3 separate regions of the Homo sapiens genome follow, and all the other regions are linked to region 2. A link is a loop called in an ENCODE intact Hi-C map of the cell type or tissue named here. Cell type or tissue: heart left ventricle. All regions are shown on one strand.

Region 1 (8,000 bases), 130 kb before region 2:
CTGCCTCAGCCTCCCAAGAAGCTGGGATTACAGGCGCCCGCCACCATGCCTGGCTAATTTTTTGTATTTTTAGTAGAGACGAGGTTTCACTGTGTTGGCCAGGCTGGTCTCGAACTCCTGACCTCATGATCCACCCACCTCAGCCTCCCAAAGTGCTGGGATTGCAGGCGTGAGCCACTGCGCCCAGCCTTTTCTTTTTCTTTTATTTCACTTTTCTTTCTTTTTCTTCTCTATATTTTCAAATTGCTTATAGGATGTGTTGCTTTCATAATGAGTTTTTGAAAAAGAAAATAAGAATGGGAATTATATTTTCTATGGGAAAATATAGAGAATTTTAAGCTGATTTCAACCAACCAATGGAAAATATACAAATGAATAATATAGTACTGTGTATCTGACTTTTCAAAGTGCTTTCGAATTCAAGGTCTAATTTGATTTCTGTAATAACTCAGTGACGGAGACTGGACAGGTATTATTATTTCTATTTTGCAAATGGGACAAGTGAGCCTCTAACCAGCCAATTAGTGACAAAACCAGGACGAGATCCAGATCTCCTGGGCCATTCATGGACCTCAGATGAAATCACACCTGGCTTTGAATTTGGACAGCTTACTTTCTATGCAACTTAATCTGTTGGGGACCCCCTGTTTTAGCCCACCCAGAATCCCTTGTCCCATCTTTTGGTCTCAGCACCCTGACTTTTCTTATGAACCTGCCCTTCCTCTGTCGGTCCAGATTCCTGATGGGCATGAGACCCCACCCTGCCTACAAGAGCCACCCTTGGGAAGTGTGAGGATAGTGCTGGAAGAGTCTGCTGAGCTGGTAGGAAGTGGGCAAGAGCTGCTATGGCCTCTTTGCCTCCACTAGGGGATGGATGGGCTTCCTGAAACAAACCCAATTCAGAGAAAAGAGTCAGAGGTGAGGACAGGTGCCCAAATAAGTTGTTGTTGTTTGCATCCCTGGATCCAGATGTGCCTAAAGCTAAAGTCACTGCCTGGATTTTTTGCTTATCCAGGCCAGTGCATTTCTTTTTTTCTTTCTTTTTCTTTTCCTCCTCCTCCCTTTTATCCTCCTTCTCTCCTTTCTTCTCCTCCATTTCTGTTTGTTTTATTTGAGTTGGATTCCTGTTAGTTGTAACCCAACGTCTCCCGATCATTATATTCTTCTGCCTCAGTCTTCTCACCTGTAAAATGGGGATGATAATAATAACAATGTTCTTCTTCTGCACAGGATTGTTGTGAGACTTAGCTGAGTCACCACAAGTAAGGTGCTTGTTACATAGTGAGAGGTCAGTAAATGTTACCTATTAAGGAGTTGGAAAAAGCTGAATTCAGAGAATTTTATCTCCCTGCTGGGGGCGGTGGCTCACACCTGTAATCTCAGCAATTTGGGAGGCTGAGGCAGGTGGATCATCTGAGGTCAGGAGTTCAAGACCAGCCTGGTCAACGTGGTGAAACCCCGTCTCTACTAAAAATACAAAAAATTAGCCAGGCATGGTGGCACGCGCCTATAATCCCAGCTACTCAGGAGGCTGAGGCAGGAGAATCACTTGAACCTGAGAGGCGGAGGTTGAAGTGAGCCAAGATTGCACCATTGCATTCCAGCCTGGGCCACAGAGCGAGACTGTCTCAAAAAAAAAAAAAGAAAAAGAAAAAAAGAAAAAAGAAAGTTTTATTTCCCCTCCCCCGCAAAAAAGAAAGAGATTTCTCCATGCATCAAAATATGAGGAATAGATTCCTATAATGCAAATTATGAGAAAAGAGAAAGCACTGTGTCAGTCAGTTCACCAGGGAGTCATTATTCCAGAATTTATGGCCTAGGAGTCACTGACCTCACCTCACGCCTCTGTCTTTCTCTCTTTCTCTCACTCTCTTGCTTGTGTGTGTGTGTGTGTGTGTGTGTGTATGTGTGTGTTTCACAGGAATTGCGAGAGAGGAGGAGAAAGGGGAGATGAAGTGGTTGGCTGGACAGAAATGGCTGGTTTTGCAATGCAGTTTGGGGAGAGGAAAAGTAAACTGGGAGAAAGTTATCCAGGCCTTAGAGCGTCCTTCCTGCATGGGTTGTAGAAAGAGAGGACATGGGGCTTGCCATTCGGAAGCTGCTCAGCTAAGTCTGGTTATTTGTCTGGGGAGTCAGGAGTCTAATGAAGCCAGGCCAGAGGCCTCTAAGGCTGAACAAAACATTAGCACAGGAGGAGCAACAGTTACACACACACACACACACACACACACACACACACCCATTCTGGCTGGATTAAACAGAAAAAGGTATAATGTAATTCACAGGCTCTCCGATGGGAGGGCCAGAGAATTGACCGTGAAGACTTCCCAGCCTGGAACGATGTCACATGATGAAGGCTGCTCCAGTGGAACACTCAGTGTCACCACACTACAGCACAGACACCATGCCTGGCTTGCACCACTGGTTCTGGATGTGAGATCCTAGAAGCCTCTTGATTGTGCCCTAAACTCTTGCCCATAAATGGATTCTGTGAAACCCTAGCTTGTCCTCTCCTGCAAAGGCAAGTCTCTCACGGTATGTCTGGTGGTCTAAGCTTAGGGTACATGCCTTGGTGCAAGGGAGATGGGAAAGCCAGTGTTGACCTTTCCCTTGGGGAGGCAGGACTCATACTGTGGGAAATTTGCAAGTCACCTGATAGAGTTCAAAAGGACAACCATCAAGTCTGATATATATCCCCACAATAGCATTGCTATATTGGGTGTGTGTGTGTGTGTGTATGTATGAAATAGACAAATGATCTATATCTCAAGGTCCACTTTCCAGGATGGTTTCATCCTTAAAAATCCAAAGAACCATCATTCAAGCTGCCACCAGGAGCAGGGAGCCCAGTTCCCTCATTTGGGTGTCACTCAATACCTCTGAGTCCAGACAACTGTTCCAAGCTCCAGGTACCGTCTGGTCACCCCTTCTCCTTGTGGCTCTGCTTGTTCAGGTCAGCATTGCCCCCATATGTGGGCCCAGGTCCCTTTCTCCCCTTACCCCCGAAATGAAAAGCTGACACACTCTTCAGAGATGTACCAGGCTCATGGATGGATGGACGGATGGATGGGCGTATAGGTGGATGAGGGGGTGGGTGGATGGACACCAGAGGTTTGAGGACAATGGTCACTGTAGCCAATGACACCAGGGGGCAGTGCGGAGCAGCTTTTCAAGGCCTAACTCCCTACACTCTTCCATCAGACCTGGCTGGCAGGGCTTGGAGAGCTCATTTTGTTCAACATTTTCATTTGTGAGGAAGTTGTTGAGGCCCAAGACAGGAATGGCTGTGTCAGTAGCGCACAGCAGCTGAGCTGGCTCTTGATGCGGCTCCAGCACCCTCTGCATTACAGTATTTACATAAGCCCACCTTCCCAGGCTCGGAGGGCCCCCACGCTGCCAAGCCTCCGTCAGCTATCAGTGATTCTGGAGCCCTTCCTAGGAGTCTCATCGGTTGCCGGCTGCTGAACTCAATCAGCATAGAGGAAACAGACAGTCAGAGTTCAGGGCGTTGGCCAGGCTGAGTCATTGTCTTCGCCCCTCCGAAGGGCTGCATGTTAGGGCCCTCACTGGACACCCCTTCCCTAGCCATGTCTTTTCTCTCCTTTTGGAATCCAGATCACCTGGAGGTCATATTTCCCAGGAAAGGAAGGACCCCACGCTGAGAACACATCTTACAATAAATGATCCCTCTCTTCTCAAAATTTACGTCTGTGTTACATCCCCTTTAGCCCTGCTTTTTAATTTCCACTGCCTGTTTCTTTGGGGGCAGTGGGGGTGGAGTGGGGGAGTACCAGGGTGGTGATGGCCCCTCCCACCCCCACCCCTATCCTTATCCATCTTTACAGCAGGCTCCTGAGGACCACGACTTAGATAGCAGAGACATCAAGAGGCTCACTAAACCTCAAATTTCCATTTTCGTTCATTCATCTATTTAATTATTCAACTATTGAAAATATTTTAAGCCCCTCCTATGTGTCAGATGCTAAAAAAAGTCACAAACTTACACTTCTTAAGCCCTTACTACACTAAAGGTGTGACATTTAGTATATTATCTTACACAAGCCAATGAAGGAAGTATTTTATTTATTTATTTATTTTTATTTTTTTGAGACGGAGTCTTGCTCTGTCACCCAGGCTGAAGTGCAGTAGCACAATCTCAGCTCACTGCAACCTCCACCTCCTGGGTTCAAGCGATTCTCCTGCCTCAGCCTCCTGAGTAGCTGGGATTACAGGTACCTGCCACCCATATCATTCAATTCACAAGCATTTTAATGACTGTGTAGTATTCTACTGAAGACATATAACTGATTTACCTCCCCCTTACTGTTGACCTTATATCTATTGTAGAAGTGGTTTAGTGTTTCAGTGTTTAATATTTTCTTTCTTTCTTTGTTTCTTTTTTTTTTTTTTGAGACAGAGTCTCGCTCTGTCGCCCAGGCTGGAGTGCAGTGGTGTCATCTCGGCTCACTGCAACCTCCGCCTCCTGGGTTCAAGCTATTCTCCCTGCCTCATACTCCCGAGTAGCTGGGATTACAGGTGCCCACCACCACGCCCAGCTAATTTTTGCCATGGTGACCAGGCTGGTCTCGAACTCCTGACCTTGAGTGATCCACCTGCCTCAGCCTCCCAAAGTGCTGGGATTACAGGCGTGAGCCACCGTGCCCAGCCTTGAAGGATGCATTGTTATTTTCGTTTTACAAATGAAGAAACAGAGATCTAGAGAAGTGATGTCACTTGCCCAAGAGTGCACAGCCAGTGAGCTACAGGACAGGAATCAAACCCAGGAGGCCACACCCAAGTATCAGACATTTCCTGCAAGTGTTCAATTGTGAGGCTTGCTCTTCCCCTTCAGCTGCACCCCACAGGCAGCGCCAGAGTGCTGAAGCATGCAGCCCCAAGCAAGGGCCAATGGGTGAGCAGGAGTGGCAGAGGCCAGGTTCTGGCCACTGAAGTGTGTTGTAGCTTTGGGACTTTCGGAGTGGAATTCCAGAATGTTCCATCAGGTTCCATTCTTCAGTGATGCATGGTTGCAAAGCTGCAGCTCAGGGAAGAGCCCCTCCAAGGTCACTGAGTTGAGAATCGAGAACCTGAGTCTGCTCCACTGGGGCTAACGAGCCATGTAAGCGGGACCATCTCCCTTTGCTGCACGGGGGCCACCTGCTGCCTCCTCTGTGAAACGGGAGAGCATACCACCTGCCCTGGAGAGCTGTCCTCGAGATGAGATAAAAGCATGGATATAAAAGGGTCTGGAAATTTGGAGGTCTTTGCTTGTATGAATATGTGTCCTTATTATCGCCATGTGACGGGCTGGTGAGTCTTGACTGAGTTTCTCTGGAGATTGAAGCAGTAGTCAAGTTTTTAACATAGGATTTTTTGTTTTGTTTTGTTTGTTTGTTTTTAATGACTGCCACACATACTCTGTCCTAAAAGAAAGAGAAGTTTAACAACAGCAAAATAAGCAGGACATAATCTTGCAAGTAAAAATGGATGTGGTTAGCCTTGGGGAAAACTACACAGTTGACACTTTTCCCATTTCACTTTAAACCAGCGGAGACTAAAGCAGAGGCTGGCCTCTGAGAGCCATTGCTGGAGGGTGGGTGTGGTGCATAGCTCTGTCCTTTCACCTTGCAGCCAAGCTGGGGGCTAAATATGGCACGGGACAGTTGTGTGCATTGAGGAAACTGAGGGATAGAATAGAAGAATAATGTGACTGAACAAAAATTTTTTTTTCTTTGAGACAGAGTCTCACTCTGTCACCCAGGCTGGAGTGCAGTGGTGTGATCTCAGCTCACTGCAACCTTCACCTCCCGGGTTCAAGCGATTCTCCTGCCTCAGTCTCCTGAGTAGCTGGGACTAAAGGCACGCGCCACTATGCCCAGCTAATTTTTGTATTTATAGTAGAGACGGGGTTTCGCCATGGTGGTCACACTGTTCTTGAATTCCTGACCTCAGGTGATCCACCCGCCTCAGTCTCCCAAAGTGCTGGGATTACAGGTGTGAGCCACTGCGCCAGGTCCTGAAAACAATTTTTAAATGCATATTACAAAATAGTGTGTGCAACACAATTCCCATTTTATAAAATACCTGTAGGCATACAGACAGCCCCGGATGTACAGAAAACACACTGGAAAGTTACACAGCACAATCTCACAGGATTATCGCTGTGTAGAAGAATGAAGGACAAATTTATATTTTTCTTGCATTTCATAATAGAAACATAGAACTAATAAAGAAGCCAAAAAAAAAGAAAAAAAAGAGAAAAGAAAAAAAGAAAGTGATGCAAGAGGAATCGCGCAACACTGCAATATCTTGGCCAATGGTCTCCTTGGGATGTGCGGAATTTCAGTAAAGCTACATCTTGTACTGTAGAAAGCTCTTCTGGGCTTGTGCTCACATCCTTACCTGCTGTCTGGCCATTTCTAGGACTGGGCATGGTGCTGGCCATGCAGTACGTGCTCCATCAGTGTGTGCTCAATGGACTGCCTGCCATCCTCGGCTGGCCACTGTGGCTCCTGGCCGAGAGAGGGCCACAGAGAAACACTACCGCTTAAGTAGAAATGGACCATATCAAAATTGCTCTTCTCTCTGAGTTGAACATTTTGTATTTAGGGGCTTTAATTACATCTTTCCTTGGAAGAATGGGAAAAAGGTGATTACCAAGATCCCACTTATCCAGTTTGAGCTCCCGTATTGGGCAATCTGGCCTCATTAAAATAAAGACTGTCTTTAAAACATGGGGGGGAGGGGAGGCGTCAGATGTTGGATCTTCTATTGATTAGACTCCTTGGTGGCAAGCAACAGGAGTTAATAAATTCTGGCCAATTTAAGCTGGAAAGAAATGCACTGGGAAAGATCCTGGTAGCTACCACTGTGGACAGGAAGGCTGCAGAGCCCAGGTGATAAAACAGGCAGGGCTGAGAGCGCTGAGTTGCAGGGACCACTGCTCGAGCCCCTGAGCTTTAGCCCCCAAACAGAACTCACTTGTCTTACTAATATTTATTTATTTATTTATTTGCAACAAAGTCTTGCTCTGTCGCCCGGGCTGGAGTGCAGTGGCACGATCTTGGCTCACTGCAACCTCTGCCTCCTGGATTCAAGTGATTCTCCTGCCTCAGCCTCCCCAGTAGCTGGGACTACAGGCGTGCGCCACCATGCCCAGCTAATTTTTATATTTTAAGTAGAGATGGGGTTTCATCATGTTGGCTAGGATGGTCTTGATCTCTTGGCCTCGTGATCCACCTACCTTGGCCTCCCAAAGTGCTGGGATTACAGGCGTGAGCCACAGTGCCTGGCCACTACTACTAATTTTTTTTTTTTTTTTTTTTTTTTTTTGAGATGGAGTCTTGCTCTGTTACCCAGGCTGGAGTGCAGTGGCGCGATCTCAGCTCACTGCAACCTCTGCCTCCCAGGTTCAAGCGATTCTCCTGCCTTAGTGTCCCAAGTAGCTGGGACTACAGGCTTGTGCCACCACACCCAGGTAATTTTTATACTTTTAGTAGAGATGGGGTTTCACTATGTTGGCCAGGCTGGTCTCGAACTCCTGACTTCGTGATCTGCCCACCTCAGCCTCCCAAAGTGCCAGGATTACAGGTGTGAGCCACCGCTCCCAGCCACTCCTATTATTATTGTTATTGTTCTTTCTACCCCCCCTTGCCAGTCCCCCTACTCCTCAGTGTTCCTCCTTCCCCAGTTACCTCAGCAGTGGGGGGCTGATCTTTTCTGGTCTATTGACTCCTAAGGCCTCCTCAAGGCACTGGGGCTTCTTGAGGCATGGCTTCACCTCTTCTGTCTGTCTGGGAGGAACAGAGTTTAGTCACCCCAGGACTCCAGCGACAGTGGTCAGGCCTGGCCGTCCAGTGTGCGGACATCCCCGCCCTCACAGTTGCTAAAAGGCTGGCCCTTGCTCTCCTTTCTTCATCTCCTCAGGCAAGATTGTCGCAGAAATGAGCTTGAGGAAACTCCCAGGCAGACAAAGTCGGCTCAGTGGAACTCACAGATGG
Region 2 (8,000 bases):
TGTTCCTTAGTCTTATCTCCCTCATTAAAATGTTACGTTCTTTTAGGCAGAGATCATATCTTATGTGCTCATATGGTCTGTAATAGCCAGCACAAAACAAAAAATAATGAATACCTGCAAAAAAAATCTCATATTGCTAAAAAGAAAACCTCACAGATAATTAGCTGCAATATAAGCAATAATTTATTATCTATAGAGATGTTCAACATTTGAAAGCAGTTTACAAATAAATACTTGCTTTTTACAGTATCTTTTCTAAAGTCATATATGCAGGTAAGTATTAGTTCTCAGAAACTGATAAGAACACAACACAATTATGTCATAAAACAAAAATTCTCAGCTCTACAATGGTCATCCAGTGAGAGAAAGAGAGAGAGAAAGGCACTGAAGATCGGTCAGTGTAATTTAAAAAAAAAATCACCACGATACAGAGCTTCCTGCAATAAGACCTCAGGGAAAATATTTCTGAAGGATGATAAAGTAAAAAAGGGCAGGTGACAGATGGACAGTAACAATTCCTCCAATGTTCCTGGATAGGAGGCCTCGTAACCCAAAGTTTTTGGCCCCTTTAGACCAGATGAAGAGTATAAGAACTACAGGGTAAGGAAACAGGAAATGTATTCTTTCCTGTCATCCTCTAATGAGGAACATGATACCTGCTTCCCAATATCCAAAGGTCCATAGGTAAAAAAGACGTTAGGCTTAATTTGGAGGCCCAAGAACATAATTAGAACCAAAGGGAGGAAGCTGTAGATTTTGGCTGAATGTTAAGAGAAACGTGCTAGCAAATACAACTACCTGAAAATGTAAAGCTTTATTTTTGATAGTAGTGGGTTCCTTTTCCCTGGAAATGTTGAACCAATGCAGAACAATCACATAATATACAACAGTGCCTCTCTCAAACTTTAGTGCATATGATTCGCCCTGGGAACTTGTTAGTAGATCTGGAAGGGTCTGAGATTGTGAGTTGCTAACAAGTTCCTAAATGCTGCCCAGAGGACTTTACTTTGAAAAGCAAAATTAAAGAATATCCTTTCAGTCATGATTCCAGGACTGATCTCTGAAGTTCCTTTCAACTTTCAGAAAATGTGGTTGAATTCACTGATTCACTCACCTACACTTATTGAATGCCTCCTATGGGAGCAAGCACTATTAGGAATTAGAGATAACGAAGTAAACATGTCACACAGTCCCTTCCCTTACAGAAAATAAACAATTTATTCCAAGGATACTATGTATTTCTAAAGGAGAAGTGACAGGTATTATTGGAATATGTAAGAGGAACATAATCTTATTTGGAGAAGTGAGGAGAAGGGTGTCAGGAAGGGCCTTTCCAAGGAATTGAGCTAAGCAGAAACCTGAAGGATGACGTAGCTTTTGGGAAAGGGGTGATGGTGAGACAGATAAGATTCTGAACATTTTGCCAAGACAGTCTACCTAAATATCTTGTTCTCCTCATACCTGCCAAAGCAGACTGGTCCTTAAAGTCAGCTACTGATCTTTCTTATTTTTTCTCTCTATCCATTCATTCAGCTATCTAGTTCATCCATCTATTACTTATTTAACATTTTCTAAGACGGTAACCTAAAGCTATGAGAGTTGATGGGATTACACTGGGAGTACAGAGAGAAACTAGAGAAATCTAGGTAAGAGCCCCGAGGAACTCTAACAGCTAAATGTAAGACTGAGAAGGAACTTCAGTTAAAAGCAGCTAAGGAGGTCGGGTGTGATGACTCATGCTGGTAATCCCAGCACTTTGGGGGGCCAAGGTGAGAGAATTGCTTGAGGCCAGGAGTTTGAGACCAGTCTGGGAAACAGCAAGACCCTGTCTCTGCAACAACAACAACAACAAAATTAGCTGAGTATGGTAGTGCAGGCCTGTAGTCCCAGTTACCTGGGAGGCTGAGAAAGGAGGATCACATGGGCCTCCGAGGTTAAGCCTGCTGCAGTGAGCCAAGATCATGCCACTGTATTCCAGCACTCCAGCCTGGGGCCTGGGTGACAGAACAAGACCCTGTCTTACAAAAAAAAAAAAGCATTAGCTAAAGAGAGGCCAGAAAGATAGAAATAAAATTAAAGGAAGTTGTCAACAGTCCAAACGCAGCTGAGATGTTAAGCGTTTATTAATTACTCTTCAAGTCTGGTCCAAATTAAGGTGGTCTGGCAAGAAAGAATCAAATCAATGATAAAGCTAATTCTAGATGATCCCAGATAAGATATTAAAGAGTTCCACATGGTTTTCCTAAAAGTTTGCTAAAATTTTGTTATTTTCTGTTATATACCATAGAAGTTGGGGGTAAAAAAGCTATATTTCTAGAGACTTTGCTTTCAAAGGCATTCTAAATAGAGAATACATAAGAAAGAGATGTCTCAATTCCACCTTGCTTTGGTCTTCTATCCCTGAAGAATCTTCAAAGTCCTTTACTGATTATTATTTATGCTGAACATGAGCTAGTGGGGTGCTGGGGATATAGCAATGAACAAAGCAGGCAGAATCTCTGCCTCTTTGGCTTTTACATCGTCATATGTGTAATAATGGAAAGTGTCAGGAGCCATGACAGCATTACAAATGAGAGTCCTAATTTAGATTCAAGGTGGGGGATGAAATCAGGAAAGGATCCTTGGAAATGACATTTAAGAGCTTAGACCTGAAGGATGAGCTGGGATAGAACTGAGAGTTTTAGGAAGAGAAGACACAGCATCCATGTAACCCCTAAAATTGAAAGAGGCTTGACATTTTCCAGAAACTGAAAGGCTACATGGGGGGAGTGTGAACGTGAGGTACAGAGTGGTAAGAAACAAGCCTTGTATAGTACACAAGTTCTGGATCACAGAGAACCTTTTAGCTTTGTCCAGGATTTTGCTTATCAGCCTAAAAACAACAGGAAATCACTGATTTATGGAGAATGGATTAAGAGGAGGGAAGGTGGGATGGCAAGACAGAGGCGGAACCCGTAAGGAGAATATAACAGTAGCCTATAAGAGAAAATATAGTGGTTTGTAGTAGGGTGGAGAGAACTTGAGAAATATATACTCTGGGGGTAAAATTCACAGGACTTGGTGACAAATTAAACATAAATAATAAGGGGAAAGAAAGTATCAAGGATAATCCCCAGATTTCTGATATTAGTTTTTAGGTCAACATAGGTGTCATCTACTGACAGAACACTAAGGGAAAAATGTCTATAAGGAAGATCATGTGCATATGTACGCATAATACGAAGGGTCCAACCTTAGCCCTGAACCTGAGCATTCATCTACCTGATCTACTTTGATTGTACTGAGTAACATTTTATAAAGTAGAGACTAGTTCTTTCATTTGGAATACGCAGTGATTAACATGGTATCACAGTTGTGATAAGAATGAACATATAATACAATGAGGGCAACAAATTTCTTAAGTGACATATTAAATGTTTTACTAGCATATAAGGATAAATAAGTTTTTAAAACTCAAAACATATTTTTAACATTTATTGGTTAAAATTTACCTTAGAGTGGAAAATAATTAAGATAGAGACAAAAAAGGCATTCTGCTACAAATGCCATCTCTCAATAAGCAATAAAATAACAATATCTTCCTCTCACCATCTATCAATTTTACGAAGTCTAAAGGTTGGTGACACCATATACTTGAAGCTATGGGAGTAGACAGTATCACAAGGGCACACAGATTTAAACTCTGCTACATAATGAATATATTACCATGTGCAAGAAGAAGTAAATGCTTCTAAGCATGCAACATAGCTAATGATCTTCATAGCTGGAGCAAGAGAGCCCTCTCCTGTCCAAATATTATATTAACATTGGCTTGAATCTAATTCAATTACCTATCTAGATTAGTCTGATTCACTATAAATTACAGCCGATTGACTCTACTTTATTATGGGCTAAAAAAAGCAACTAGAAGTAACCTTCATAATAGCTAATATGTGCCAAGTACTATGCAAACTGCTTAATGAATTATCTCGTTTCAACTTCTGAACAATTCTAAAAGGAATCAAGACCATTTTACACATGAAGAAATTGAGTCTTAGCGAGCTTAAGGACTGCTAAAGAAAAAGCAGGCAGTTCTAAGTATAGGTGCACAGCACCATGCTAGGCTCTGAGAACACAGATATATGACAATCTTTCTCATTTCTAGAAACTCATAAACTAGTAAAAAAAGTCACACAGGCCATTATAAATAAAATCAGTGTTACAATTTTATATTGATTTATAGATTATAGACTGTTTAAAGGCACTGATCAAAGTCCCTTTCACATTCTTATTTGAGTTTCCACAATAAGCTTGACCAGTATGAAGGCCAGGTATGCACCTCACCCCTATACACATAAGAAAAATAAAGCAGTTCAGTGACTGATGCAAAGTAACAAGTCTGTAGGTGACAAAGCCAGGAATTAGAAAACTGTTGGCAATATTATACTATCTGCCAAAAATGAACTAAAATTAACCCTTAATTAATTTAGAGGAGTTCTTAAAACTCCTGTAAGTCACTTTAAGTTCATATCTAAATTCTCAGCCAGTTTCCTCTCAACTACCATAAAATGAAATTCTCAATGCATTCACCAATTAGATGAATGAAATATGGCAGATTATATTTCATGCTCACAAATGTGAGTAGATGCCTTATCTTAATTTCCTTTTACCTTTATCTTTTTTCTTGGAGGCCTCTTCTGCAGAAGATAATCTGGATTTTTTATGTGATGACTCTTCACAGTCTTTTTTGGTTTTATCTTTTCTTTTTTTTGACTTGATTTCTTTTCTCCTTTGTGTTAAACAATATAAAATTAAAGTTAACTTTTCCAACTGACCTTTTCAAAAATAACCATCATATGAACAAAAAACCAAAATCAGTTAAAATACTTATTTTTTAAATGTGATTTATATAATAAGGAACGTTAAGTGAGACTGTAAATATTTTATGCTTGTATATTAATTAAAATCATTCTATAAGATAATGAAGTCTTAACACTGACACAAATAATTACTTTCTATAAGTTCTGTATACGACCATAGTAAATACAAATTATAATTGTATTTGTTTCTTTCTTTCTATATTCTATCACTTAGCCATTTAAAACTAAATTACAAAAAAAAGCCTCATTTCCCTTCACATAATCCATATCCACCTACATGTTAAAAAAACACAAAGAAGAAGAAACTGCTGAACAGCTCTAAGCCACCAGTAAATAGAAATTTCTACTCTTAAGAATAAAGGAATATAGTAGAAGCATAATGGAATGAAAATGGAAAGGGCTTATTGTTAATTCATATATCAACATCAGGCCACTTATAATTTATACTCTTATTGTTGCAGCTTTATCTCTTCTAGAGCAGGTTTACAAGGTTGGCAAACAATTAATTAATTTTAATAGGTTAAGAAAAGAAATACTAAATGGGAAAAAGTGATAATGCTGAAATTGGGACTGGCAAGGAGAATAGAGACAAAGGAAAAGATTACTTTCAAAAAACTTGTTCAGTAGATTTTCCAAGTTAAAGTACATCTACTAAATGCTATAATAGTATTTAATGCATTAACCACTTTTGCATATTTTGTAAGAATCATTTCCATTTTGAAATGAAGCTCAAAAGTCAAGGTCAAAACAAATCCCTGCTTTCTTTCAGTATCACTGATGGGAAGGGGAAATAAAGGTTTAGGCTATTCCAGTAATCCAAAAAAGTTCTGGCCAAGTGTGGAGGCTTATGCCTATCATCCCAGCACCTTGGGCGGCTGAGGCAGGAGGACTGCTTGAGTCCAGGAGTTTGAGACCAGCCTGGGCAACATAGGGAAACACCATCTCTACAAAAACTTTAAAAAAAAATTATCCAGGTTTGGTGATGTACTCCTGTAGTCTCAGCTATTCTGGAGGCTGAGGTGTGAGGATCACTTGAGCCCAGGAGGCTGAGGCTGCAATGAGCCATGATCACACCACTGTGCTTCAGCCTAGGCAACAGAGTGAGACCTTGTCTCAAAAAAATAAAGAATAATGAAAATAATAAAAATAATCCTGCTAATTTTAAGAATTAAAAATATTATTTAACATTTATTTTTAACAGCTAAAATACTATATAGGCACATTTATAACAAAGCTGTTATTTTTTGACAACCCATGTGATTAAAAAAAAGAAAGCTATTTTAAAATTAATATGCTTATGTATACATTTTATAAAGTTGCAAAAGCTGAACTTTTAACTGTTATCCAGCGCATAAAACCTGACCATCACAAAGGCAAGTTGCGAAGAATCAGTGTGAACATCTTTAATGCCAGGTACTGTGGCAAGCACTTTACATGCACTTTCATTTATTCCCCACAATAGCCTGAGTAGCCTCATTTTTACAGGTGATAAAATTAAGCCTTACAGAGGTTAAGCAGTTTGCCCAAGAAGAAGCCTAGTAAGCGGAGAAGCTGAGATTAAAAACTGAGGTCTGATTTCAAACCCCATAACTGCAGGACACTGGTATTCCCACACATTCAATGTGGCAGATACATTAAAGCTCATTCAATAAAAGCCTGATTTTAACTTTTTTTTTTTTTGAGACAGAGTTTTGCTCTGTTGCTAGGCTGGAATGCAGTGGCTCAATCTTGGCTCACTGCAACCTCTGCCTCCCAGGTTCAAGCAATTCTCCTGCCTCAGCCTCCCCAGTAGCTGGGATTACAGGCACCTGCCACCACGCCCAGTTAATTTCTGTATTTTCAGTAGAGACAGGGTTTTACCATGTTGGCCAGGCTGGTCTCGAACTTCTGACCTCAAGTGATCCACCCAAACTGGCCTCCCCAAGTGCTAGGATTACAGGCATGAGCCACCGCGCCTGTTCTTGATTTTAACATTTAAAATGAGTATAGAGGTGTCTAATCCTTTGTAAGAATGGCAAACTCCAGCTAAAACACTGTCTAAATGAGACACAAGAACTGCTTTATGAAGTCTGCTTTACAACATAATTTCTAATATTAAAGTGTCAGAACATTGGCTCCAAACTAAAAATTCTAACATCCATCTACCACCTCACATAGGCCTTTACATTTAAAACTGCTTGGCAAGAATAGGGCATAGCGGACTTCTAAACCCCTCGTTTATGTAGCCATACGACAATGCCACATTTTCTACATGATCAACCAATTCAACCATCAACCACCTAAGTCTACATTTAGATACTTAGTGCAGGTAAATGACTATATCCTGGATTACTAAACATTAAGAATGGCATTTTAAAAGACATTACCTGTGATGGAAATTTAATTTAATGGAACATTCTTGGCATAACCCTAAAAAGAAAAGACACCACTGAATGGCTGATTTTGAATAACCACACTGCTAATCTACTTTTAATATCATAAATTCGCACTTTCTTTATATTCCATTACTATAAGAGGGTAAACAAACAATCCAAAGAAAACAATCTGACCTTCATCACCTCAAAAATGCAAATATATACACACATACATATAATAAAAATATTAGCTTGAGGAATTGAAAATAACACTATTTTAGAAAAATGTGTTGTCAATTTGTTCCAAAAACAAACTGTGTTCCACAGGCACATTAACATGTGTCTCACATCAAAGATATCTAATAATAATGTGAGTATAGTCATTTCCTCTGAAGTGCTCTAAGAACTTTCAAATGCAAAGGAGCTTTTCAAATAGTTCCATAATTGTGGTCTCTTTTTTTTTTTTTTTTTGCCTTAATCTCAGTTCACACTGGCTGACTTTTCCTCTTGAGCACTTCCAGAAGGAACTCAGAAATCAGTCTGTATTGACATGCATACGTAGCATGTGGGGACATTCTTGACTTTTATTAGGTATGAGCAGAAAACTCTGAAGGCACATTTACTTAGGACCCAGAGAAGGCTAGAGGAACAGCTGACACATGAAGACTAACTTAAAAAATAAATAAAAGAATGACAGACTCTAAAACATGCATCCTAAGGGAAACTGCTGTATTCTGGAGTATTTATTCCCTATGGTTTTAAGACTGAGGTCAAGAACAATTATGCC
Region 3 (8,000 bases), 310 kb before region 2:
CAAAGCTCTCTGGGGCCTTCAACCTTTTTTTTTAAAGTATAAAGGGATCTCAAGACCAAAAAAACTCATGAGTTAAACAGCTCCCTAAACTGTGTAATGAGTATTAACAAAATCAATAAATATACAAAACATTCTCTTAAAAGCATTTTGCTGTTTATCCACTAACTTCTAAAACCTAACACAGAGAAGGTGCCTTTGTCTCCTCTCCCACCCCCTGTGAAGCTTTATTTATTAATCAGTTTGCTTCCACCCACTGCTGAGGTCAATTATAATTGTGGTTCTATCTTAAGTAAAATTTATTCTACCAAGAGACACTTGAAAGAAGATAATCACTCTGATTCTATTTACACCCTCCTGATTAAAGAGCAATGAGTAAATTTATTAAAAGTTAGCAGAATCTCCTTGTTTGAAGAGAACACTCTCTCCAACTCTGCTTTTTCTCTTCTTAATTGTTATTTCTCTGTCCCAAATGCAAAGAACTCCAGTTGGGGTTGGCCAGAGAGATGACGTCAAAACATATAGATGGGAACTATTCTGATTTCTTTGTTTCGGCCCTAGGCTCACCTTTGATTCCCCATATACACACACAGAGTTCTTAATACGGGGCCCTGGAACAGGCTTATGGGTTGTATGAAGCTCCTAAATTCTATGCAAAATATTAGCTGAACATGCAGTGTGCATTTCCCTGGAGGAGAAGGCCTGTGGCTCTCGTCAGGCACTTAAGAGAGTCTATGACTCTAAAAGTATTCAGAATCTCTTCCCTAAAGTTACGATTGTCAAAAATGTTCAATTTGATTGGTTCATCAAATTGAAATTGATTCAATCTATTGCTCATTAGGTTAGAGCAACAGATTCCATGAACCATCCCTACTGCTTTCTCTTTCTTTCCCCAACATTCACTAGAATGAAAGGAAGAAAGGCATTGCCTTGTGTGAAATATTAGAAGTGAAATATTCATGCCAGAAAGCAAAGCATTCACAATGCCATGTTTATATTAATGTCACAAAGACATCTAAGGAGGTGTCCTTGATTGAAAGCTGGCCAACCTCAGATCACTCTCTCTCAGAATTATTGCCCCAGAGAGAGGGACCAGGATGGGCTAGAATTGATCCCAATCACCCTTACCATTCAATGATTTGCAAATGATATAAAGCAGACCCTTCTCAGGAATACAGCTTTTGCATTTAGTGTGTTTCACATGACACAGTGAAGATATGTACCTTCAGAAAGATGGTTTGGGTTTTCCCACAGTATTTTCCAGATGCATTCTCACCACTGGTGGAGTACAAGACCTGATGTGCGGGAATTCGTGCATAGGCCAGTCTCTTCTCTCCCCGGATCATCCAGATGATGATGTCAGGCATGCTGTTCTGTGGCTGGTCATGAGGATTGGATGGAAGAGGAAGCACAGCCATGGTTAGTCTAAATGGAGAGGGACCGAAGACCCTGCAGGCTGGACCCTCAGGGATTCATTTAGCAAAGAAACGCTGTGGTTAGGGCTCTGTCTCAAATTCCTGAGCTCCCATCTTCTAGGACCGCACTGTGAGTTTGCAGGGCTGGGAGGCAGACTGTGGCTGGCCAAAGGGAAGGGCGAGAAGCAGAGGCGCAGCTTCACCTAGCAAAAGTCCCTCCTACTCTTCTCTGGGAGGTATCTTAGAAAATATTCCATCTTATCTCAAGCATCATTTGAAGAAAGCCACCAGCAGCAGTCAAAAGGTTACAGATTGCATATATTTTACAGGATAAAGAGTCTCTGGCTCACCATCCAATATTTGTCAAATCTGAAATATTAATTTTGTTTTCAAAAACCTCTTTTTTTATTATAAAGAAGATAATCCAGCTTCCAGAGCTGGATATGCAAATGTCCCTATTGGCACACAGTGGTATAAAAAAACTGCCTAAGTCCACTATAGAACACTGTGAAAGTACCAAAGCATACAAAGTAGAAAATGAAATTACCTATAATCCTGTGTGCTTTTTCAAGCGTATTTCTACCCACAAATATATGACTACCTACCCAACCCTCTGATTTCTGAGAGACAGGAGGAGTCGTCTCCTTACTTCCTCATTCTTCTAGTCCACCGAAGTTAGTGGAGGCCAGCATTTATCCAGCACTTACTGTATGCCCTCAACTGTGCTAAGCCCTTTACACCTACCATTTTTTTTTATACTTTAAGTTCTAGGGTACATGTGCACAATGTGCAGGTTTGTTACATAGGTATACATGTGCCATGTTGGTTTGCTGCACCCATCAACTCATCATTTACGTTAGGTATTTCTCTTAATGCTATCCCTCCCCCAGCCCCCTATCCCGCTGACAGGCCCCGGTGTGTGATGTTCCCCACCCTGTGTCCAAATGTTCTCATTGTTCAGTTCCCACCTATGAGTGAGAACATGCGGTGTTTGGTTTTCTGTCCTTGTGATAGTTTGCTGAGAATGATGGTTTCCACCTTCATCCATGTCCCTGCAAAGGACATGTACTCATCCTTTTTTATGGCTGCATAGTAGTCCATGGTGTATATGTGCCACATTTTCTTAATCCAGTCTATCATTCATGGACATTTGTACACCCACCATCTTTTTAAAATCTTCACACAACAAAGCTAACTAGTAAGTGCTATGTTTATCTCCATTTTACAGATGGGGAAACTGAGGCTCAGAGAGGTTGAATAACTTGCCCAATGTTATACATGGTAGAACCAAGGTTCAAATTCAGGTCTTCCCAACCCCAGCCAAAGCTGACATTTTAATCCTGTGAACTGCAAAGACCATTCAAAATATTCTCCGACAGTACCATGAAAATGATAATGATTTGTCCACTTTTGAAGACATTTCCAAGATCACCAACTCAAAATTCTTCCCCTGCTCTGATTTCAATCACATTCATCATTAGCATCCTCAGCCCAGTTACTCCCTGATTTTTACAATCTGTCAGAGCTGCTCAATATCCAAGATAATGTAGTAGATTCTCTTTCCACCATCCTATTCTTGGTGCCATTTCGCAGAGCCCTTCTTCCATATCAGGTGACGTTTGTGTAGTTTAAAAGTCCTACCTCTTCAGTCAGCTGCATTAATTTATCAAGCCAGTCCTCAATTTCTGCCAGTGTGGACTTCACATCTGTGGCTTCCGACCTCATCCTCACAGCCGCCTCATGTATTTGGGAGAGAGACCTGGACCGCAGCTTTCGGATCTGAGTATCGAGAACTGTGACGTTGGCTTTTCCTTCTGTGAGAGGCAACGTGTATCTAGAAAAATGAAGAAAAAAAGAAACAGAGGATTTGAAGAATAACCTAATTTTAGGCTTCAGAACTGTCAAATACATTTATGTTGGATTTCCATCTTGCAAACCACATCAACCTCCTAACTGAATCTACAAGCACTGCCTGGTTTACGCTGGAGTAGAGTGTATCTGGCATTGCCAGAGCAGACCTGCCGGTCTCTTGATGTTCATAAGGAATACAGGGAGATTAAAATCCCAAAGCCATTTTAGGCCTTAGGGTTTAACCTACGGCCCAAGGAGTCACTGGAAAGAAGATGGAAACAGTGGCAGCTGAGAGAAACTGGCTTTCCCTTCTTTTGCTTCCTAGAATCATTTTACAGAACCACAAAATGATGGAAGAAGAAGGGAGGCTAGAGACCATTTAGCTGAAGCATACTTAACTTAGGGAATCCTGGGCCTTTAAGCAATCTATGGGTGGGTCTCGAAGGTCTGTGAAACTCTGGAACTTATAAAGAAAACTGTGTCTATCTGTGTCAACACGTAGTGTGATGTAATGATGAACATAGGCTTTGGAGCCAACAACCTGGGTACTAATCGTGGCTCCATTCTTTACTAGTTCTATTGTCTTGACCAGTCACTTACTTCCTTGTCCTCCTATTTTCAAATGTGGGACATGCTTTTTAGGGCTGTTGTGAGAAGGAAATGAGTTGCTGTATGGAAAGGATTTAGAATAGTTGCATAGCAACGTCTAAACAATGTTGCCATCCTCATCATCATCTCGTTGTCATCTTTATTATCACCATCATCTCATCAGATTCTCAAAGGGGCCCATGAACTCCAGAAAGATTTATGAACCAACCATGTAGGCCAAATCTCCATTCAATATGAGAACTTGGATGTGTTGTGATGAGACCCCCAAGGGTTCCTGAGAATGGCTGAGCTAGAGCCAGAATTAGCCTTCTGCTGCCAGGCCTTGCCTCCCACCATGGCATCTGGTGGGACACAGGGTGAGGATTTCCACCAGGTTCACGAAGCTCTGATTCACAGTGTCCTTACCTAGAATTTCCACTCACTTGAATTTCACCTAGCTTCTTCAATGAAGAAAATCCTAGCACAACTTCCCTTAGACACTGAATTTCCTGTTACATAAAGTTTAGAAAGATTCCAATTTGATTCCTCAAAAACAGCTCATATCAGAAGTATAAATAGATGACTGTGGTTTGCTCTGCAAATCTTAAAATTCACAGACAATTTCTCCATGAAAGTTATTACCAAATGTTTCTGTTTGGTTTCATAAATAACTACGGCATTGTATTTGAAGGGTTAATTCCCCAGAGTGAGACTTTGAGGCAAAAAGATATCTGGAAGCTGTTAGTTCAAAAGTCACACTTGGGGCCTTGAACAAATAGATGTCTACTGTGAAATACATGGCAGGAAGAGGGGCTGAGTTGGCAAACCCAGCTCTGGGCATCAGATATGTCATTTCTCCTCTTTGGGCCTCTGTTTTCTCATTTACAAGATAAGGAGACTGAAGGACATGATCCCTTAGGACCCAGCTCTAACATTCAGAACTTAAACAAGCACCCCAGCAGTACTTTGATTTTGGTTGCGTTTCAATTACCTGGCTTTACCACTAGGAGGCACAAGAAGACAGGGTGACTTAGGGTGTTAGCCCAGTGTGGGGAATAAAGGCCTTTTTGCTTGTGGAAAGCATTCAATATGCTTTTCTTTCGGAACTTCCCTGTCCACTGCTTTATTAACCAATATTTAAAATGAGTTTGGAACGAATCACTTCCCCCTTTGATTTCCATATGCTAAAAGATCTGAGCTGTTTCCCCGAATCAGTTATGAAAGGTCCGCTGGTTCAAGTCAAATCTACTGGTTTTGCCTAACAGAGGCTTGGCCACAGTGTTCATCAGGCATTCAGTAAAAGAGCAAGTAAAAGGGCTGTTTCTAAAAATATGTTTATGAATTAGAGATATTGTTCTGAATGGTAAAATCAATGCTCCACTCCCAGATCCCATTCTCCGTAGGAGCCAGAAGTCACCCTTCTCCAGGGTGGGGGTCATTCTTGGGTTGATGAGAAGCAGAGGCTCAGGCTTGCTTCTTTCTCCGCTCCCCATCCCTTGCCTGAGGCTGCCTGGGACGTGCTTCTGGGAGTGGGGCCTCAGCCTCCCTAGGCTACTTGAGAACTGGCACCAAATCAGAAAGTGGAGCTTTTCCTGGTGGTGATTCAGGCACTCCTCCCAGTGAGGACTTTTTACGAAGTTTGAATAATTCAAAATCACTTCTTAGACAAACACTAGAAACAATTCCACAGGATTTACAGTCTTAGAATTTCAGGGAGGAGCGCCTGGATGAAAATTCTGAGATAGGCGTAAGATCACTGTACCTCGTGTCTTCTATAACTTCATCTATCAGCTTCAGCCACAATTCAGCCAGCTGGTTTGCAGGAATTTTACCTTGTATCCCTGATTTTAGAGCTTCTATATTTGTTTGCTGAAGAATTTGAAAAGAGAGGAAATAATTGATAATTGTTCATTATGCCATTATACCTTTTCATATAGTTTAACCTGTGAAATCATGTAAATATTTTTGTATATTCAAAAAACAAATAAAATGAAACCAGCAAAGATAGGAGAGGGAACCCTAAAGTGGAATATAACCAGAAATAAAACAGATCTAATTACATTTCAGATGAATAACATAATTACACTAAACTAACCCAAGTAACTTTTGGAACACAGTATTTTGACTATGTACACTTTGTTAAAAGGCAGAAAAAAAAAACCCATAAACATATTGAACTCTAATTAGTAGGCTTATTTTTCACAGTGGTTTATCTACAGATTTTAGGATTGAACCAAGGAGTAAATATATTGAGGATAACAAAGGCCAGATTTCTCACTGTTGGAGAAGAAAGTTAGAGACATAGAAATACAGAGGACTAGGATAAACCTTGTGGTATTGGACTGGAATTGGAAGTATCTTTATGAAGTCATAGCTTTTAATATATTGATAGATATAGAAATAAATAGACATACATGTGTCTGTGCAAATTCGTTTGCTGAGAAGGCCTAGAAGCAATGATATTTCAGTAGTAGTGAGCACTGTATACCCAGATTTTGTTTCTAAAATGCTATTCCCCACTCAAAGGAAAAAGCTGCTTGGAGAAATAGCGATTTACGGACTGGGGCAGAGAAAGTACAAGATAAGCTCAAAACATATGGTTCTATTCCATTGAGCACCTGCCAACAGAGAAGTTGAGGAAGAGCCTACCATGACTGTCAAAAGTCCTAATCAGGGAAAAGGGAAAGCCACCATCCTGTCCAGATTAGGCAGCCTGGTCAGTGGAGAGAGCTGATAAGAAGAACCAGGATGAAAATTGCTGAAGAGCATCTCAAACACAATTAGAACACAGGTGCAACTAATTCTCCACAAATGCCTTTGAGATGTACATTGCCTATCAATTGCAACTTTATTTTCAGGACAGTTATGATTAAGTCAATTTAAACCTATAGTTATCCTCCCAGATTGCCTTTATAACATAAAATGATATTTCAGATTTTGCCGTCGAGTTTTAGATCAAGTATACTCCTGAAACCCCATATGTTTTGGTCCAGCCCTGGTAGAGATTAGATCTTTAAAAAATTAATATTAACATAATGTTGAAATCAAAACACCAATGCCAGATGGATTTTAGCACTACCTGATAGGAGTAACTTAGTATATGTGTATATGTGTGTGTGTATGTGTGTGTGTGTATATATATATATATATATATATGTATATATTTATCTTTTTAGACAGAGTCTCAATTTGTCCAGGCTGGAGTGCAATGGCGCCATCTTGGCTCACTGCAACCTCCGTCTCCCGGGTTCAAGTGATTCTCCTGTCTCAGCCACCCTAGTAGCTGGGATTATAGGCTCACATCACCATGCCCAGGTAATTTCTTTTGTATTTTTAGTAGAGACAGGGTTTCACCATGCTGGCCAGGCTGGTCTCTAACTCCTGATCTCAAATGATCTGCCCACCTTGGTATCCCAAAGTGCTGGGATTACTGGCGTGAGCCACTGCACCTGGCCCAAGTAACTTAGTATTTTTGCTTAATTAGAAATATCACAGACATATCCCCCTTCTCCTCACCAATCTAGTTGACCAATGTCAACTAGACAGATAATCACAGATATCATATGTATGCAGTTTTCACCCAAGGAAATCCCCAACCTCCAAACAAAAGAAGTTCCTCTAGTCTGCAGCAAGAGTGGAATGTGTCAGACACTGGTTCCTCAAAGCTACCTCTTCCTGCAGTGGAGATTTCCACTGCAAAGTTCTCAGAGTTTCATATTGCTATTGGAATGAACCATTCTCTCTACACAAAAATTACGGCAGAAACTATGAGTTCCTGTTCCACCCCACTCCTACCTTTTTAATCCTCCCCTCTTCCAAAGTAAGAAAATTTTTATCTGGGCATATGCCTGCCCAGGCATAAGACTAACATTTTCCACCTTCGTTGGAGTCACATGTGGCTGTATGACTGGATTCTGGCCAGTGGAAAGTGAGTAGAAATTAAGAGTATGACTTCTGCATCCTTCCCTTCAAGAGAAAGGCCTATGTCATCTTCTCCCCACTGTTTACCAGCCCTCCCCTCAGGCTGGAGGGCAGATGTAGTAGTGAGCTGCCTCTACCATGCAGACAATGATAACTCCTGAGTGATGGCAGAGCAACCGGGGGTAAGAGCCTGGGTCTCCAATACCACTGAACCTCCATACTAACTTA

What was found. Hi-C counts contacts between places; a loop is a spot of excess contacts. Peaks named below come from ENCODE experiments on the same cell type or tissue, not always from the same donor. Only the 100,000 strongest peaks of a DNase experiment are listed, where the experiment ranks them.
Region 1: a loop joins it to region 2, with 2.8 times the contacts of the local background. A loop is called at or near these places in 71 of 110 quality-filtered maps.
Region 3: a loop joins it to region 2, with 4 times the contacts of the local background. A loop is called at or near these places in 25 of 110 quality-filtered maps.

The regions. Positions count from the first base shown.
Region 1 is chr10:93,551,819-93,559,818 of GRCh38, forward strand. LOC105378436 (a long non-coding RNA gene) reads left to right here and starts at 4,661. Exons shown (of 3, transcript XR_946212.2): 1 at 4,661-5,310; 2 at 7,927-8,000. RefSeq lists an enhancer at 4,393-4,893. In heart left ventricle, a CTCF peak has its summit at 3,146 (motif pointing right); a DNase peak (open chromatin) is centred at 3,163.
Region 2 is chr10:93,676,831-93,684,830 of GRCh38, forward strand. It overlaps FRA10AC1 (FRA10A associated CGG repeat 1), which reads right to left. Exons shown (of 14, transcript NM_145246.5): 10 at 7,226-7,268; 11 at 4,650-4,768. Among named protein-coding and RNA genes, the nearest start is that of FRA10AC1, 22 kb to the right of the region's middle. In heart left ventricle, a CTCF peak has its summit at 3,788 (motif pointing left); no DNase peak of the experiment used is centred here.
Region 3 is chr10:93,371,710-93,379,709 of GRCh38, forward strand. MYOF (myoferlin) reads right to left here. Exons shown (of 54, transcript NM_013451.4): 22 at 5,614-5,720; 23 at 3,054-3,246; 24 at 1,221-1,376. Among named protein-coding and RNA genes, the nearest start is that of MYOF, 110 kb to the right of the region's middle. In heart left ventricle, a CTCF peak has its summit at 4,855 (motif pointing right); no DNase peak of the experiment used is centred here; H3K4me3 peaks cover 485 bases; H3K27ac peaks cover 1,034 bases.